Regions from separate parts of the Homo sapiens genome. Here region 1 is linked to region 2. A link is a loop called in an ENCODE intact Hi-C map of the cell type or tissue named here. Cell type or tissue: PC-9. All regions are shown on one strand. Links, peaks and the distances in the headings refer to the core of each region. The heading gives the core; the rest is flanking DNA.

Region 1 (2,923 bases), core at 109-2,608, 680 kb after region 2:
AAAGTAGCTAAGTGTCACCTTGGTTCTACCATTGCCTCCTTTCATCTTCTTAGATATTAATCTTGTCTTTAACTCTCAGGAGTTACCCTCATAAAAACATCTTTAAAGAGAAACATCAGAACTAAACAGTTAAAATTATGCATAACACTTGATTGATGATAATTTTTAGAGCATTTACACATGATATATATATTGCCTGTTTTATCATAATCATTCTGAGAAATAAAAGATATGTATTTTGAGACATAAAAAACCTGACATTCAGAAAGGAAGAAAAAATATTTTGCAGATGGTATACCTAAAGTCAAAATCCAAGCTCTTTTCACTGCTTGCCTGGTATTTTTTCTAATATTTTGTTATCTATCTCTAAGAATAAAGTTATAATGGTGAAATGCCAGGTAATAGAAAAGTTATTTTGGGCAAACAATTCATTCCTTCAAGCCATATGAATAGATTCAGCATTATTAGGAGGAAAATCATTGGCTTTTGTACTTAGCTGATCCTGTGTGTGGATTTTGCCTGTACCATGAAAACATGGCCAAGTCCTATAACTTTGAAAAGTTATGTCCAACTTAGAATGGCATATTCCACTCTCCTTGCTGTCAAAAGAATTAAATGTCCCAGATCACTTGGGAAAAAGATAACAGACACTCTGTTAAGGGGCTGAACTAGGGAGTAAGCAGCAGCAAGGGTTAAACATATTGCCCACAAAACTCTCTGATCTTATTTCACACCAAAATGTCACAAACTGGTACTTACTAGAATACAATACCTTACAAACAAGAATGCCTACTCTCTTTTGGCATCATTAAATTATTTATGGAGGGTCCATTTGCTAGAAACTGTTCAATGAATGAGTCAATGAAAAGTTAAACCTATCTATTTGGTAGACAAGTACTTTCCTTCTAGAGTAAATCAGACAGACTCAAATACAGAAAAGATTGAAACAGCAAGTTATTTCTGGAACAGAAAATGTGAATTGTGTTGAGTTTTGTCACTAAGGTGATTAGAATAAGTGTCCAATGCCCTTCTTCTACAGAAATCACAAATCCCAGGCCAAGTGAGGCAATCTATTAAAAAAAAATGCTGATTAAAAACAAACAAGTAAGAACACACACACACAAACAACTGCCTTCCCCATTGGCATTTCCCAAAGTCATTTCAGAAGAAATTTTTGAAGCCAGGGGTTGAGAATTTGAATGTATTTTTAAAGCACTCTCTAGCCCTTCCTAAGTATAGGTCCATGGGTAGGTTGCCCAACTCTCCAAGCCCCATCTGGGAAATGGGGACAATTTTCCAATCCCTGTCTCAGAGCACTCTTGTGAAAGTTGTATGAACTCAAGTATGTGAGGGCACTTGGTGCAGCTCTTGGCACAGAGTGAGTGCCCAGTTAATAGTGATTCTTTCTCTTAACAGCCTTATCTCACATTACTGGTTTTGTGTAGGAATAGAGAACCTGGGATTTGGGTTTGGAATCCACTAGAGACTAATACAGCAGCGCCACCTGGTGACCATTTTACCACAATAGTAACCTAACAACGTCCTAAAGATCATGGGTGAGAAAGCTATCTCCCTTTGTTTCTAAAGATTTAAATAAAAATACAGTCTCTTGATATATTAGAGAGACTTTTATCATTATTGAAAGTGTCACTCCTTAAAAAAATCCAGAAATAATCAAATTCTCAGAGATTAAGTTTGAGCTATATTTTCATTGTACTGCCTTTGGAAAGCAGCAGTTAAATGTTATCTTCATCAGCATCAATTAAAAAAGGCATAATGGAACATAAACCTTGTTAGAACTATTGAGAATTGACAATTCACTCTGTTCTTCTTGGAGAAAATAAATTATTAGACAGTAAAAAAATGCATAGATATGAGATCAGAAAATCATGATTATTTTATGTACGAGGGTCACATAATAAATGTAGTTTGTTTCTTCATTTCCTAGTCTTCATTCTGCTGTGTTCATACCTTGTAACCTAGGGTTCTTCACCAGAAACCTCTAGGTACATTTTAGGAAATGCCAAAATGTCTTGCAATTTGAAGCAAAATTTTTGTGCATATTGGGTGGTGGTGCAGTACTATTATTTTTTAATCCTAAACAAATAAACAAAAAAGAATTTCTATCAAAAGAAAGCTTTGATAGAACATGGGTGTGGTGTTCTGAATGTTTATGTCTCCCAAAAATTCATATGTTGAAATACCCCTAAGGTGATGGTATTAAAAAGTGGGGGCTTTTTGACATGATTAGCTCATGAGGACTCTGCCCTCATAAAAGGAATTAGTGCCCTTATGGAAAAGGCCTGTGAGAACTTGTTTGCCCCTTCAGCCTTGTAAAGACACATAGAAAGCACAATCTATGAGGAACAGGCCCTCACCAGACCCCAAAACTGGTGCCTTGATCTTGGACTTTCCAGCTTCCAAAACTGTGAGCAATGAATTTCCGTTGTTTATAAATTACCCAATCCAAGACATTTTGTTACAACAGCCCAAACAGAACAAAGGCAGTGGGTAAAACTAAGTTCAAGATCTTTGTTCCAGGCCGGACACAGTGGCTCACGCCTGTAATCCCAGCACTTTGGGAGGCCGAGGCGGGTGAATCACAAGGTCAGGAGATCGAGACCATCCTAACACGGTGAAACCCCGTCTTTACTAAAAAATACAAAAAATTAGCCGGGCGTGGTGGCAGGCGCCTGTAGGAGAATGGCGTGATCCCGGGAGGCGGAGCTCGCAGTGAGCCAAGATCGCGCCACTGCACTCCAGCCTGGGCGACAGAGCGAGACTCCGTCTCAAAAAAAAAAATCTTTGTTCCACACTTACTTTCTTAAACTATCCAATAAATCCATTCTTCCAGTTTTCTCGTCTAGTTTTCTCTTCTGCCAGTACAATGTGAACTGATGTTCAGAAAGGGAAATGGTATATA
Region 2 (2,923 bases), core at 324-2,823:
GCAAATAGAGGAGCAGGTAACCTCTACAGTTAGTAACCACTAAAATTGCTACTAATAAAGACAAGACTATAACTAAGGCCCACAGTAGGACCACATCATCTAGCTCAGTGATTCTCCACTGAGAGGAACTTTGTCTTTCAGGGGACATTTGGCAATGTCTGGAGAAATTTTTGGTTGTCACAGCTGTGGGGTGGGTGCTACTGGCATCTAGTGGGTGGAGGCGAGGGATACTGCTAAACATCCCACAGTGCACAGGACGGCTTCCCTCCCTCCCAACACACAATTATCCAATGCAAAAATAAGTCAGCAGTGCTAAGGTTGAAATACCCTGGTGCAGGCACTATGACATTAACTATTTAGAACCCAGTCGATAACTAAGAAGAAGCTACAGAATCTCTCAGATTCCAAAACAGGTAGCATGAAGTTCAGGCAGAAAATCTCGTGCACTTTGTCACAAGAAATGACCAGGAGACAATTTCCTAAGGCATATTCATCTCACCATTCATGTAAATCAATTAAAAGCACCAAATGGATGTGGTATCTGGGTAGAAAAGGGAAGCATGGAATATGACAAGAGTCAAGAAGAGAGCCAACAGCTTGCTAGTATGAGGAATAGAGAAAATAGAAGAAGCGGTAGAAACACTGGCTGTGAAAATCCCTGCAAGAAACAGCCATGTGGATAGAGGCAGCTCCTGAGACTGTGGGAAGAGGTCTTCTGGGCATTCAGAGGGACATCATGCCAGGACGCCAGCATGGCAGGCAGGCCATGAGCAGCATCTGCTTCATCTCATATTACTGAGCTTCTGTGACTTTTTTTTTTTTTTTTTTTTTTTTTTAAGGACTGTGAGACTGTCAGTTGAGAAAGACAGTATGAAAAAGTTGGAGATTATTTACTTGGTGACGTTTTCTGCATAAATTGCAAAATAACCAAATGAGGCAAATGGATTTAGCTACTAGGAATGGGAACAGGAGGCAGGATGCTCACCTGAGTATTTTGCTTTATTCAATCTAATAAACATTTTATTTATGTAAAAGACAAACAATGCATAGAATAAAAATAAGTGCTTGAGACTTTTGATATAAAAAGAGTATATAGCATTCACATTCCTATTTTAATACATGAGTACAGCTGAAGTGTTCCATAAAAGAATAAAACTTTCCCTTTATGTATAGTAGTGAAAAAAGTCAGTATTTTTAGGAACTACAGAATGTTATTCCTTGGTCTTTTTTCTTGAATAAGAAAAAAAAACATAAACAAAACAAGCCACAGTATCCTCTGACACTACATTCCAGTTTATGCTGATAACCCAGAAGTGAGAATACTCTTGAATCTTGAATATCTCATGAATGGACCAGTATTCTAGAAACTCACCACTAGAGGTCAATGGGCAACAGCTATTGGGATGGTATCAGCATGCCCTACGGTGCAAGTGGAATTTCTAGGCGCCTCTATGCTACTGCAGCCACACTGTCTTTAACTCTCAGCCCACCCACACTGAGGAGGGTGCCTAGAGGTTCTATTTCCAAACCTTTGCATGTATCTTAAAAATCTCAATAAAATGAGACCTTCCACCATCCAAACAGAGCTGATATTCTCACTACCAGTCCCTCTCTAATATTCCTATTTGGCTGAAAATAAGTAGCTTCAAAAAGTTTTAAAAAAGAGATTACTTGCAGCATTAACACTTCTTTGTTGATTAACAAGTTTCCTATGGAGTTTTAAAGCTCATACTTTGTTCTTGTCCTTGTGGACACAAATTTTCTAACTGCAAATGGGACCTTTGTGTCCCACATTCAAATCCTCTCTAGTAATTTCTGCAAAGGTTGAGAAGGCTGGCATGATGGAGAGAACGGTAACCATGAGGAAAGCTTCTTGGAGTAAAGCACTCCTCTCTCCAATGCAGAGGGTAAAACTATTAACATATAAGCAAAAGAAACTTGGGCTAACTGAGACCCTTAAAGGAGTTCCCCTTTAGTCCAATAAAAGGCCAACTTCAAATCTTAACACCAGATAAGGTAGTCAAAATCATATTATATACCCAGAGAATGACTGCTTGAATGGACATTTCTTACAAGGGACCTTGGTTAGGTGCAGATTTAATTCCTAGACTGGGGTCCAGGTAGGCAGTGGAAAGAGCTAATGTTTACAGTGAGAAGTGAGGCAGCTTTGTAAGTGTCTCCACACCTTCACATTTTGTGAACGTGGACTGGAGATAACTGAAAACCATCTGCTATCCTTACCTGGGGATCCAGATTTTCCTGCAAAATCTCCAAATATTTATAAAGTGGCTTCACTTTTTGAAACGCTGTGCTGACCAAACAAAACATATGTTTAGAGTGCCTGAGGTCATAGTCCTGACAATGATAGTATTGTGTAGTTGAAATCCTCTTCATCAGGCCAAACTGTGCTTGAGCAATCAGGAGCCCAGAAAGATGGAACCCATTGGTGTTTGTATAGAAAACTAGAAAATCAAGTCAAGTGTAATGAAAAAGTAAACACGATAAAGCCTAGAGTGAGAATTTGCTCCTTTTTAGAAAAGGATGAAGGCTGGGAGCAGAGAATAGTAACATAAGTGCAGGGGAAAGATGAAAAAAAGAACAATTTTTCATTAGTAGATGGTGGGGCAATCGCATGGATGGGGACATCTGTTCTGATTTTTCTGCAACCCATGAAGGTAAAAAGTGGGGTTCAAAACATTCAAGGTATTAAAGATGGGGTAGAGTTTCTAAACTAGGTTGAGGGAGAGTTTCTAAACTAGCCCCCCAGATTTGGGGCTTGGAGCTTAAATGAAAAGTCCAGGAGAAATAAGGGCACACAGGAACCCCGGGAACACTGGTCCTCAAACAGTGCCACTGTACTTAGTTCCATGGCCAGAAGAGAAGTGCTAGGCAGGGAATGATTATTTTGCAAAAGCAAGTGCAA

The links. A loop is a pair of places that touch in the nucleus more often than their neighbours do. Peaks named below come from ENCODE experiments on the same cell type or tissue, not always from the same donor. Only the 100,000 strongest peaks of a DNase experiment are listed, where the experiment ranks them.
Region 1: it touches region 2 in a loop (14-fold over the local background); 13 of 110 quality-filtered maps call a loop at or near these places.

Annotation. Positions count from the first base shown.
Region 1 is chr3:30,011,710-30,014,632 of GRCh38, reverse strand. No RefSeq gene overlaps it. Among named protein-coding and RNA genes, the nearest start is that of RBMS3-AS1, 79 kb to the right of the region's middle. In PC-9, for the core only: CTCF peaks have their summits at 1,327 and 1,530 (motif pointing left); no DNase peak of the experiment used is centred there.
Region 2 is chr3:30,692,165-30,695,087 of GRCh38, reverse strand. It overlaps TGFBR2 (transforming growth factor beta receptor 2), which reads right to left. Exons shown (of 7, transcript NM_003242.6): 7 at 946-2,923. Among named protein-coding and RNA genes, the nearest start is that of TGFBR2, 87 kb to the right of the region's middle. In PC-9, for the core only: CTCF peaks have their summits at 1,169 and 1,373 (motif pointing right); a DNase peak (open chromatin) is centred at 1,437.